Regions from separate parts of the Homo sapiens genome. Here region 2 is linked to region 1. The links are chromatin contacts, found by Hi-C or POLR2A ChIA-PET in ENCODE. All regions are on one chromosome and are shown on one strand. Each heading gives the region's core, a stretch centred on a gene start or an enhancer-like site at or near the end of the contact. The rest is flanking DNA. Distances are from core to core; before and after follow the strand shown. Region 1 holds the start of KLHL26 (kelch like family member 26). Region 2 overlaps CRTC1 (CREB regulated transcription coactivator 1).

Region 1 (6,079 bases), core at 2,616-5,115:
ATTACACTCCAGCCTGGTGACAGAGCGAGACTCTGTCTCAAAAAAAAAAAAAAAAGGTAAAACACAGAGTTTGTTAGATAGGAGAAAAATCAAACAGGACTGAGGACAGGGAGTTGATGTCGGGGGACCTTGGGCTTGCCCCAGGACCACTCCGTGGTGACTGCCTGATGGGGCAGACACTGTCCCCAGCCTAAAACCACAGGAACTTGAAGCCCTCCCCCAAGGCTTCACTTTCCTCCTCCATAACACCTGGGGATTGTAAGGGAGGCCTCCAAGCTCTGACCTGAGGGTGTGAGCCCTGCAGCTGGTCTGAAGTGGGAGAGCAGGTGGCGCGGGCCCTGCCTCTAGGAGAGCCGTGCCAGCTGTGGGCCAGATGGTGGCCAGGCCCGTGGATGCTGCCTGCTATGTCCCTGCCTGCCGGCTCTGCTAGACCACAGGTCATCATTACTGGATGAGGCGTGTGCAGTCACCGGCGTGGGCCCTCCAGGTCCTCCACTTGTCTCTGCTCCATGCCAGTGATAGTGGCCTCTAGAGCTCAGGCCAACAGCTCTGGCAGAGGTCACTGGCCTCACTCTGCCTCACTCGACATCCCATCTGTTCCATCTCTTTTTGGTCCCACCTGCAAAGTGCATCTCAACTAGGACTACCTCCCACCCCTCCATGTCTGTCACCCTGGGATGAGCCCTACCCATTTTTCCCTGGATTATATGCCTCCTGACTCATGTCCCAAATTCAAGATATTGTCCCCCAGTTGTCAGACACTGTTGAACAGTCAGACACTGTAACACTGTTAAATTGACACTGTTAAAACCAATGTCAGCTGGGTGCAGTGGTTCACGCTATAATCCTGGCACTTTGGGAGGCTGAGGCGGGCAGATCACTTGAGGTCAGGAGTTCGAGACCAGCCTGGCCAACATGGTGAAACCCCGTCTCTAATAAAAATACAAAAATTATGCTGGGCACAGTGGTTCACTCCTGTAATCCCAGCACTTTGGGAGGCCAAGGCAGGTGGATCACTTGAGGTCAGGAGTTTGAGACCAGCCTGTCCAACATGGTGAAACCATCTCAACTAAAAATACAAAAATTGGCTGGGCGTGGTGGCACATGCCTGTAGTCCCAGCTACTCGGGAGGCTGAGGCAGGAGAATCACTTGAACCTGGGAGGCGAAGATTGCAGTGAGCTGAGATTGTGCCACGGCACTCCAGCCTGGGTGACAGAGTGAGACTCCATCTCAAAAAAAAAAAAAAAATTAGCCAGGCATGTGGTACATGCCTGTAGTCCCAGCTACTCAGGAGGCTGAGGCAGGAGAATGGCTTGAACCCAGGAGGCGGAGGTTGCAGTGAGCTGAGATCGCACCACTGCACTCCAGGGTGGGCCACAGAGCAAGACTCCGTCTCAAAAACAAAACAAAACAAAACAAAACAAAAACCCAGTGTCAATTACATTGCCACTGCTTACAAGCCCCCTCTCCCTTCTCATTTCATGCAGAGGACCCCAAAAATGATCCCCAAAGCCCTCTGTGACCTGAAGCACCTCCTGTTGCCTCCCACCCATTCTCCTCCCCTCTCCTCTCCCTCTTCCTAATTTTTCTCTGCCAGGCCACTCTCTAGGCACGCTCCTGCCCCAGGGACATTGCACTGGCTGCCCTGTGCTATGTGATCGTGGAGGACAGATCACACAGTGTGTCCAAAGTGCAGTGAGTCTACAGCACACTATGTGTGTGTGCACAGCCAGGAGCCCAGAGAACCTCTTCTTTCTTATCTTCAGCTGTGTGTCTTGTGTGTCTGACATATGGGTCAAATCTGGATGTTTATGAAGTGTGCGTGCATATGGACACCATTGATTTCAAATGTTATTTGTGGCGGGTGTGTCAGCTGTAGGTCGCTGCTGAGTGAGGTTTGATGCCTGCATGTGGTTCGTCTGGAACAAAGACTCCTGGGGCGGTGCTGACTTAGGGCAGGCAAGGGTGTGTGTGTGTGTGTGCAGAGCTTGCCGGAACGTGAGCTGTTCATGCACGCGTGCATTCAACATTTGCAGAGTGCTTACTGTGTATTGGAGATGCCAGCAGTTCCCTTCAGCACTTGGTATCTGTCAGCTTGCACAGGGTCATCTGAGAGCATTTTGTGTAACGATTGAGCACGTATTGTTGTATCAGGCCCTCTGTTGGAGATGCTGGTTGAGTGCGGTCCAACCTGCAGGAGTCCACTCAAGCAGGCCCCTTCCTTCCTCCTATGGGGTCTCCAGCCCCATAGCCACCTCCTTCTTCCAGCACTGACGGGAAAGAAGGCTTTGAGCTCCTTCTGGATCACTGCTTTCTGCCCAAGACTGCACAAGTCAGAGTTTTCTGACTTGGAGGTTAAAAGAATAAATGAGCTCCAAGCTACAGAGGGGATCCTGGGAGCCTGGAGCTTACCAGAGATGGGGGGTGAGGGGTGCCCCCAAAAGGTCTAGATGCTTCATAGACGCCTATAGATGCAGGACTTTGAGCCCTGGCTGAGGGTCAGTGTGTTGGGAGGGCTGGTGCTTGGGGATCTGAGGGTGTTGGGTCCGGTGGAATGGACTTTGGGAGTGTAAGGTTTGAAGGATCTGTGGGCAGGGATTTGGGGGAGTGGGAGATGAGTTTTGAGTAGAGAATGGGAGATAATTGGATGTGCAGGGTTTTAGAGTATGAGAAACCAGAATTGGTGTATGAAGCAGGTGGTGGGAACCTAAGGCCAGATGATTGGGGTCTCAGGGTGGAGGCTCTGAAGAGGGTATGTCAGGGGAGGGTGGGGAACCATGAGGGGCTGGAAGTCTGAGGCCTGGGCATGGGTGAGTTTCGCCCCTGAGAGAGGCCTGGGAAGGAGGTAAGACTGGAGTCGGGGTGTGCAGGGTGGGGAGAGGGAGGGTGTGGTTCTCAGAGCTTAGAGACCCATTTCTCCATGCTCCATCTCACCCTCCCTCCCACCCTACCTATAACTCACTTCCCTGTGGCTCCAACGCCTCAAAGTATAACCACGCCCAGCCAACGCCCGGGGCACGCCTGCCAGCGCCCCAGGGCACTCACAGACACTCCTTAACACCTGCACGTGCCCCGCCCCTCCTCAGATCCGCCGCTCACTTAGCCCGGCCCCACCCCCATCAGATGAGGCTCCGCCCCCCCGGCCCCGCCAATCCCTCGCCCCCTCCACGCACACACCCCTGATCTTCCCCGCCCTCCTTCCAACCAGACTCCACCCCTCGCCCAGGCCCCGCCCTTCCTCAGACCAGGCCCTCTCTTCGCTTGACCACATCCATCCCCAGATTCCTCCTCTCTCCTGCCCAGACCCGCCCAACCTCAGACCCATCTTCTCCTTTCTACCTCCCCGACCACTCCCCCACCGCATTCCTAACCTCCACCTTGTCCCTTCTCACACCTGGCCCCGCCCTTTATCCTGCGCCCCGCCTCCTCCGCAGGCCGGACCCTTGTCCCTCCTCCTCTTGCCCTGGGCCTGCCCCTTCTTCAGACCCCGCCCCACTCCTCAGCCCAGGGACCAACCCCATCCTGCGCCTACTTGTCCTGCTTCGCCCCGTCCCCACCTATCCACAGACAATACGCCCTCTCAGCCCAGAACCGCTTCCCTTTCAGACTTGGTTCCGCCCCTCACGCCAGGGTCCCGCCCCAATCCGGCACCCCTAGCCCAGGCCCCGCCCTGGACCCACCTCTCTGCATAGCAGGCCCCTCCCTTTATCCCAGACCCGCCCCGGCCCTCCGTAGACCACGCCCCTCCGATTCCGGGCCCGCCCCAATCCTTGGTTTCTGGTCCCGGCCCCGCCCCTCCGCAGACCTGGCCCCGCCCCGCCCCCCGCGTCTCGGTTTCCCGGGCCTGCGCGCGCGGCTCCCGTCACTCGAACGCGCGACGGCGGGGGGAAGATGGCGGAGTCCGGCGGTAGCAGCGGTGGTGCTGGTGGCGGCGGCGCTTTCGGCGCGGGCCCGGGCCCCGAGCGCCCGAACAGGTGAGACCCGGCCCGCAGGATAGACCTGCACCTGTCTTGGAGCCCAGGAAACCTGTGGGCAGTCTTGGGCGTCCTGAGGGGTTGAGGGGAGGCCTGGCACGGCTCGAGGGTCTTTCGCTGAGAATTTGGACTTTACGGGGCCGTGGGGTACTGGAGGAGCCGAGGGCTACTGAGGGGGTGGCTGGAGGGGGGCTGGGTGCCCCAGGACCTCGAGGCGTCTGCAGGCGGCCCTAGGGACCTGAGAATCCTGGGGGTCTGAAGGGAAACCGAGGGGCTCTTGACTGTGGTGGGCCGTGGGGCAACTGGGGATGCCAAAGGGCCTGGGCAGCAGAGAGGGCCTGAGCAGGGGCCATGCCATGGCCAGTCTGAGGGTGGTGAGGTGTCTTGGGGGCTCTGAGGAAGGGGCTAAGGCCCAAGGCATCCTGGGAGGTGCTGAAGGGCCCCAAGGTGGCTAAAGGTGGTCCTGAGAGCGTGCTGAGGGGCGCTGGAAGGAGTAGAGACTGTGGGAGGCTCTGGGTGGGGGACTTAGGTGAATCTGGGAGTCTGAGATGGGGAGGCTGAGGGGGCCTGGGGTGGGTCTAGGGAACCTGAGGGGGGTGAGAGAACTCCAGGGGGTTTATAAAGAACATACAGAGGGTTCTTCTTTGGGGCTCCTCCCTTCCATCCCCATGGGGTCCAAATCCACATCCCCAACAGGCTAAAGGACTTACAGAAAGGTCTTGCCCTCAGACAAGGGGACAGAATTCACCCCTTTGGTCAGAGGGAGGCCCCCTTTCCCCATGGCCCAGTCCTGACATGGATTGCTTGAACGTCCAGGTTTGCATGACAATTAGTTATCATCAATAACTAATGATATGTGTGTGCATGCATTGTATTGGATTGTCAGAGGGAAAGAACACCTGCCTTAGGAGTGTGATCTCCTGCTCTTTTCCTATTGGGCAAAGCCAGACCCTCCCACCCCAGCTCCTCCTCTAGCCCAGCACCCAGGTCAGGCCAAGGAGGAAATTCAGGCTTTTTCTTGCTGGTGAGCTTCCAGGAGCCAGTAATTTCAGGCAACATGATAAATGATGAAGTTGTTTGATACTTACGTGCTGTGGAGTTTTGGACCTGTGGGCTGATTGTTGGAGGGAATGGCCTGATGGCCTGGCTGTGTGATTTGGTACTGAATGGAACACGCATGGGATGGGTGGGGAAGGGAGGAGGGATGGCTGGGCCAGGGCACAGAGGAGGCAAAGGCCCTGCCTGTTCCTGAGGATGCTGAGTGGCACCTTGAGACTTAGGTCTGTGGGCATTGAATCTGGTCTGCCAGAGGGGCCATGGGGAACCCAGGAGGTGTGTGTCCAGAGGGGTGACCAGCCTCCTGGGGTAGGTGTGGGGCAAGATTGTCCTGCAGTAGGGAGCCAGGAGATGTCAGAGGATTTTCAGAGATATTCAGGGAGTGGCCAGGGCTTGAAAATTGGGTATCAGTTGGCAAGTAAGGGACAGGGAAGAGGGACAGTGAACCCCAGGTCCCTGCCTTGGGCACTGGAGTGGGATAACCTGGGGCTAGGGCTTTTTTTATTTTTATTTTTTTGAAACCCCGTCTCGCTCTGTCACCCAGGTATCTAGGCTGGAGTGCAGTGACGCCACCAAGGCTCACCGCAGCCTCAAACTCCTGGACTCAAGTGATCCTCCCACCTCAGCCTCCTGAGTAGCTGGGACTACAGGTGTGCACCACCACACTTGGCTAATTTTTAAATTTTTTGTAAAGACCAGGTCTTGCTCTGTTGCCAGGCTGGTCTCAAACTCTTGGGCTCAAGCAATCTTCTTGCCTCACCCCTCACTAAGTGCTGAGATTACAGATGTGAGCCACCATGCTGGGCATGGCTCTTTTTTTATAAACAGCTTTATCAAGATATAATTAATTGCATGGCATACAATTCACTCATTTTGTTTTTATTTATTTATTTATTTTTTGAGACAGAATCTTGCTCTGTCACCCAGGCTGGAGTGCAGTGGCGCAATCTCGGCTCACTGCAACCTCTGCCTTCCAGGTTCAAGGGATTTTCCTGCCTCAGCCTCCTGAGTAGCTGGGACTACAGGTGCCCGCCACCATGCCTGGCTA
Region 2 (6,079 bases), core at 1,569-4,068, 130 kb after region 1:
AGCTGGAGAATGAACCGGCCCCGGCCCACTCCACCAGCCCATCCTGCCTCTGCCCCAGGCTTGGAAGGCAGCACCAGGCAGGGCTTTCTATGAGATAGTCACATGCTTACATTTGTAACTGGCGGAGTCCCCCTGGCTGCCCTGGAAGAAGGAGCTTTTGGGAGGGGCGGCCACTGGAGCAGGACAGCACCCCAATTGGGGGCTCTGCCTGGAGACTCCAGGGTGAAATTGGCCAGCCTGGGAGCTGGGTTGATGCAGGGAGTGAAGGAGAGGGAGGAGCCTGGAGGCGTTCCTGGCTTTGGTGCCAGCAGGGCCAGGGGCAGGCAAGGGGCGTGGAGGGTGGCGTGAATGTTCCTGGGTTTTTTGGAGGAGGGCATGGGGACTAGAATAGTGAAGAGGGAACAGGGCCCCAGCCCGAGCGCATTGAGGCTGCATTCTGACTCCCACACCTGGGCCCTGGGCCCTGGGCCCGCGGGGCTCTGCCACTGGACAGAGGGCACCAGAGAAGGCCCAGAAAACACAGCCGATTCGGAGGAGCCCTCTTCATTGTCTCCAGATAGACAGGGCCAGGCAGGCGGCATCCACACGCACCTGCGCAGAACCAGAAAGCTGAAGGTCAGCGCTGGGGCTGCAGGTACCCCTGCCCCGCATAGAAGCCACCATCTCCCAGCCCCTGCTTTTCCCCTCACATCTCTTCACGGCCACCAGAGCACATGGCCCCCTTCCCGCTGGAGGGTCCTTGGCAGGTCCCCAGCGCCCGCCCGGGAGCTGCGCACCTCCAGCAGGCACCCAGTCTAAACAAGCACAAGGAAACACACAACATACGTGGAAGCTGGAGCCGGCGCTGGCCAGAGCGGCCCGGTAATGCCTGACATGTGTTGGGTTGTTTGTGAACCTGCCGCCCAAGCAGCTCGCCTGGCAGGGGCTTTGCTTTCTGGACGCCTTTTAAATCAAGCCGAGCTGCCGGCCCCTGGCACACACGAAGGTGGCCCCCTCCCTCCTCGCAAGCCCACCCGCCAGTCAGAACGTGAGCTCCCTCAGGAAGGAAGACAGAGGCCTTCGCGGCCGAGGAGACAGTACCCCGCTTGGCTCCATCTACATTTCCCATATCCCTGGCTGCTTTCCAGAGTGCAGGAGGAGGGCAGGCCCTGGCTCCTCCTTCCTGGCCCAGCTTTGAGGCCGGGCGGGCCCTGACACCTGGCCCGCCCTCCCCTGGCAGCTCTCCCTGCCCGCTCCAGACTTCCCCTCCAGCTGGCTCTGTGCCTGTTCCCAAAGGTGAGCCAGGTTGCCAAAAGGAATTCAACAGCAAGGCTCCCGTCCGCCCTCCTGGGCCAACTGGCCTCTCCAGGGGTGGCCGAGAGCTCACTTTGCAGCCAGTGGAAGATTAAAAACTCCCTTGTATTCAGGGCAGACATTAGAGACTGGCAGCCCAAGGGCCAAATCCAGCCCATGGTATGTTTCGTGTGGGCCCACAGTTGTGCATCTGTAATACAGCCACACGCCACATCTTGACGTTTCTGACAACAGCAAACCACATAATCGGCAGTGGCCCCATCAGAGTATAATGCTGTGTCTTACTGCTCCTTTTCTAGGCTTAGACACACAAGTCCTTACCATTGTGCTACAGTTGCCTACTGTTTTTAATTTTTTTTTTCTTTTTTTTGAGACAAAGTCTCACTCTGTCACCCAGGCTGGAGTGCAGTGGTGTGATCTCGGCTCACTGCAACCTTCGCCTCCCAGTCCCAAGCGATTCTCCTACGTCAACCTCCCGAGTAGCTGGGAGTACAGGCGCCCACCACCACGCCTGGCTAATTTTTGTATTTTTAGTAGATACGGGGTTTCACCACATTGGCCAGGCCAATCTCAAACTCCTGCCCTCAGGTGATCCGCCTGCCTCAGCCTCCCAAAGTGCTGGGATTACAGGCGTGAGCCACTGTGCCTGGCCGACGGTATTCAGGACGGTCACCCTGTACAGGTTTGTAGCCTGGGAACAAGGGCCCTACCGTCTGGCCGAGGTGTGCAGAGGCTCTGCCATCCAGGTTTGTGTAAGTTGCCCTGTGATCCTCATGCACAGCCATGAAATCGCCGGACAACGCGTTTTTTCAGAAGTCACCCCCATTGTTAAGTGATGCTTGACTGTACTTAGAATCAACATTGAAAAACCAGGGGAATGCCCGTAGAACACCAGATTTCTGGCTGCTCTTGAAGAATCAGACAGCCCAGTGGCCATGGCCGATGTCTTGCACCTCGAGACGGGCCACAGTGCTCTGGTTTGCCTCAGGCCCCACCCGCCCCTGTCGTCCCACATCCATACCCTCACACGCTCCTGACGTTTGCCCCTACTTTGTACCGAGCCCGACCTCTGCTTCTGACCTGGGCACTGAGCATCTCTCGGCCTGCTGGACGCACGAAGTGGCGGACACTCAGGAGAAGATGAGGGAGTGGCCCAGGGTCGTGACTCTGAGTGTGCTCTGAGCAGGCTTCCCCCACATCCTCCCGTCCAGGCCTCTGTTGATGCCTCCCTGGACGCCAGGGCCTGCAAAGGGCGCTTGCTGCCTGGGGAGCAGTCAACAGCACCAGGCTTCCTCCCACAGTGCGCAGCCAAGCAGAGCTGCCAGGGCATCCGAGGGGAAGTGCAGGCGTGACCGAGCTCGCCCCGGTGAGCAGCTGCCCTGGGCACGGACAAGGCTGTCATCTCCCCTCGGCGCTTGTCGGGTGTGTTCCCATGGGCCCACGCACCCGCCGTCTCATCTGCCGGAACAAGGTTAATCTGGTGCCCAGATCTCCTGGGGTGAGTCAGGCGGCTTCACCCCCGCCTTGACTGCAGGCCAGATGCTCTTCAGAGACTGCTCCTGACCTCACCAGGGCCTCACTTTGAACCGGAGAGGGCGGCTGTTATCGTCGCCATCTCACCAACCAGGGAACCAAGTCTCCAGAGTGGATGGGGGTCAGGCCAGGCTCGCAGGGGTCCTCCTGCCATCGAGGGGCCTGTTGCCTGCCTGGCATGGTGCCCACAATAACCCAGCCAGCCCCAGCTACTGCCATGTTGAACTTGACCTCACCCAGCTTCATCACTGCAGCAGAATCCAAGGATTGGGTTGCTCAGTGCAAGGGCCTTCGGGGCCGGGGTGAGGGAAGGGGTGATGAGGCGGCTCCTGGCAGGACCTCCAGCAGGAATGATGTGTCAGACCCCAGGGCAGAGAGGGGGAAGGATGTTAAGGAGTGACATTCTTTAGTTCAGACAGCCTGATGGGTGGCACTGCAGCTTGGGGAATGCACCAGGTCTGGGGAGGAGGAAGTGGCTGTGGGACATAGGGGATAGCAGGTGCTCAGGTCTGGGGGCCAAGAGAAGCAGCTGCAGGAATGGGCACATTCACTGAAGGAGGGCAAGATCCACGAGGTGGTGGGCAAAACCACAGCATTGGGCAGGGCCTGCTGGCTTGAAGCTAACCACAACCCAAGCCATTTTCAGCCAAAAAAAACCATTTATTGTCTCCTGAAAGTGGGAAGCAGGCTCAGATGCTGCCTCTCCCCTGCAGCCCTTCAGCTGGCTCCTCACCTCGCCACAGGATGCCCCACACACGGCTTCAGACAGCCCTTCCTGGAATTCCATCCAAAGCCCCTGGGAAGGCTCTCATTGGGCCAGCCTGGTTACATGCCCATCTGGGGGCCAATCTTATGCTCCAGAGATGGGGATGTGCTGGTTGGCTGGCTGTGAGACACCCCCTTCCTGGAAGGAAGGAGAACAGACTCTGCAGGACTGTGGGACCCTCGGGTCAGGAATCAGGGCCTTCGGGGGGTGCCCAGGTTTGGCAGTTGGGACATGTCCATGGGCTTCTGTCTGAGCAGTTGAGCTATTCCCATGCAGTGTGACTGTGGGTGTGTAAGCAGCCCTTTCTCAGTGATCAGTCTCACACCTGCTCTCCCTCCCTCCTACTTCCTCTCTAGGAATGAGCACACCTGGCTCCTCTCCACAGCACCGCCCAGCTGGCGTCAGCCCCCTGTCCCTGAGCACAGAGGCAAGGCGTCAGCAGGCATCGCCCACCCTGTCCCCGCTGTCACCCATCACTCAGGTGCGAGGGCAAGGTGGGGGGCAGGTGGGAGGGGGAAAGGGAAAGGTGGAGGCCTGGCTCTACCTCTTAGAAGGCCTCCTGTTCCTTCCAGGAGGCCACAAAACCTTGAGAATGCTCCCAACACTTTTAGTTTTTATTATCAAATTTTCAAGCCGGGTGCCGTAGCTCATGCCTGTAATCCCAGCACTTTGGGAGGCTGAGGCGGGTGGATCAGTTGAGGTCAGGAGTTCGAGACCAGCCTGGCCAACATGGTGAAACCTCGTCTCTACAAAAAATACAAAAATTAGCTGGGCATGGTGGTGTGCGCCTGTGGTCCCAGCTACTAGGGAGGCTAAGATGAGAGGATCACTTGAGCCCAGGGGGTGGAGGCTGCAGTGAGCCATGATCACACCACTGCACTCTACCCTGGGAGACAGAGTGAGACTCTGTTTCAAAAAAAAAGAAAAAACTCAAGAGGTTAGCTTTTGATTTTTCAATTTGCTGTATTTGCTTGTCTACTTTTTTGGGTAGTTTGTATGTGTCTAGGAATTTGTCCATTTCGTCTTTGCTATCCAACTTGATGGCAGAAAATTTTTCATAATACTCTTTTGTAATCCTTTTTTTTTTTTTTTAAGACGAAGTTTTGCTCTGTAGCCCAGGCTGGAGTGCAGTGGCATGATCTCGGCTCACGGCAACCTTGCTTCCTGGGTTCAAGCCATTCACCTGCCTCAGCCTTCCAAGTAGCTGGGACTACAGGCATGTGCTACCATGCCTGGCTAATTTTTTTTTTTTTTTTTTTTTTGGTATTTTTAGTAGAGATGGGGTTTCACCATGCTGGCCAGGCTGGTCTCGAACTCCTGACTTCAAGTGATCTGCCTCCTTTGGCCTCCAAAAGTGCTGGGATTACAGATGTGAGCCACCGCGCCTGACCGTAATCCCTTTTTTAAAAAAATTTTTGAGACAGAGTCTCGCTCTGTCACCCAGGGTGGAGTGCAGTGGCGTGATCTTGGTTCATTGCAACTCTGCCTCCCAATTTCAAGCAATTCTTGTGCCTCAGCCACCTGAGTAGCTGGGATTACAGGTGACCGCCACCACGCCTGGCTAATTAAAAAAAATAATAATAGAGATGGGGTTTTGCCATGTTGGCCAGGCTGGTCTCGAACTCCTGGCCTCAGGCAATCTGCCCACCTCGGCCTCCCAAAGTGCTGGGACTATAGGCGTGAGCCACCACACCCAGCCTTGTAATCCTTTTTATTTACGTAAAGTTGGTAGCAAAGTTCCCATTTTCATTTTCTGATTTTAGTAATTTGAATCTTCCCTCTTTTTTACCTAATCAATGCAGCTTCATAGAATGAGTTAGGAATGTTCACTTCTCTTCTATTTTTTGGAAGTATTTTTAATTCCTCTTTAAAAGTTTGGTAAAATTAGGCGGGTGTAATGGTAAATTCCTGTAGTCCCAGGTTTGGTAAAATTCACCAGTGCAGCCACCTGTGTCTTAGCTCAAATGTGTTGGGAAGTTTCCAATCTCATCTCCTTCTTATAAGGCTATTCAGGTTTTCTGTTTTTTCTTGAGTCAGTTTTGGTCATTTGTGCATTTCTAGAAATTTATCCATTTTGTCTTTTTAAAAACAAAACAAAAAAACCCTAACAGAGAACTTTGACATTTTTAAAATTTTTTTATTTTTTAATTTTAATTTAATTTTTTTTTTGAGACAGAGTCTCACTCTGTCGCCCAGGCTGGAGTGCAGTGGCGTGCTCTTGGCTCTCCTGCAGCCTCTGCCTCCCAGGTTCAAGCGATTTTCGTGCTAGCCTCCCAAGTAGCTGGGATTACAGGCATGTGCCTACCATGCCCAGCTGAGTTTTGTATTTTTAGTAGAGACAGAGTTTCGTCTTGTTGACCAGGCTGGTCTCAAACTCCCAACCTCAAGTGATCACCCTGTCTCAGCTTTCCGAAGTGCTGGGATTGCAGGTGTGAGCCACCGCGCCCGTCACTTGTTTGTTTTTAATGTAACCACAGTGGCATTGTC

Evidence for each region. A loop is a pair of places that touch in the nucleus more often than their neighbours do. ChIA-PET counts read pairs that join two places held with the same protein, here RNA polymerase II (POLR2A). Pooled maps may share reads with other maps.
Region 2: a loop to region 1 is called in a map of mammary epithelial cell, with 2.4 times the contacts of the local background. The contact joins the enhancer-like site here to the promoter of KLHL26 in region 1. A Hi-C loop is called at or near these places in 2 of 168 maps with a recorded cell type or tissue (endothelial cell of hepatic sinusoid and mammary epithelial cell) and 2 of 50 pooled maps. POLR2A ChIA-PET finds 5 or more read pairs at or near these places in 4 of 52 experiments (B cell, HEK293, PC-3 and 1 more).

Annotation. Positions count from the first base shown.
Region 1 is chr19:18,633,163-18,639,241 of GRCh38, forward strand. KLHL26 (kelch like family member 26) reads left to right here and starts at 3,866. Exons shown (of 3, transcript NM_018316.3): 1 at 3,866-3,975. The coding sequence starts at 3,893. RefSeq lists silencers at 3,011-3,200, 3,241-3,320, 3,331-3,490, 3,541-4,050 and enhancers at 3,537-3,831, 3,790-4,304, 4,305-4,819.
Region 2 is chr19:18,761,456-18,767,534 of GRCh38, forward strand. It overlaps CRTC1 (CREB regulated transcription coactivator 1), which reads left to right. Exons shown (of 14, transcript NM_015321.3): 9 at 3,949-4,073. Among named protein-coding and RNA genes, the nearest start is that of COMP, 27 kb to the right of the region's middle. Within about 2 kb of position 2,819, at least 11 of the 41 ENCODE cell types and tissues checked have a DNase peak (open chromatin) inside an H3K27ac peak, as active enhancers do; they include PC-3 and PC-9, where a contact is called at or near this core.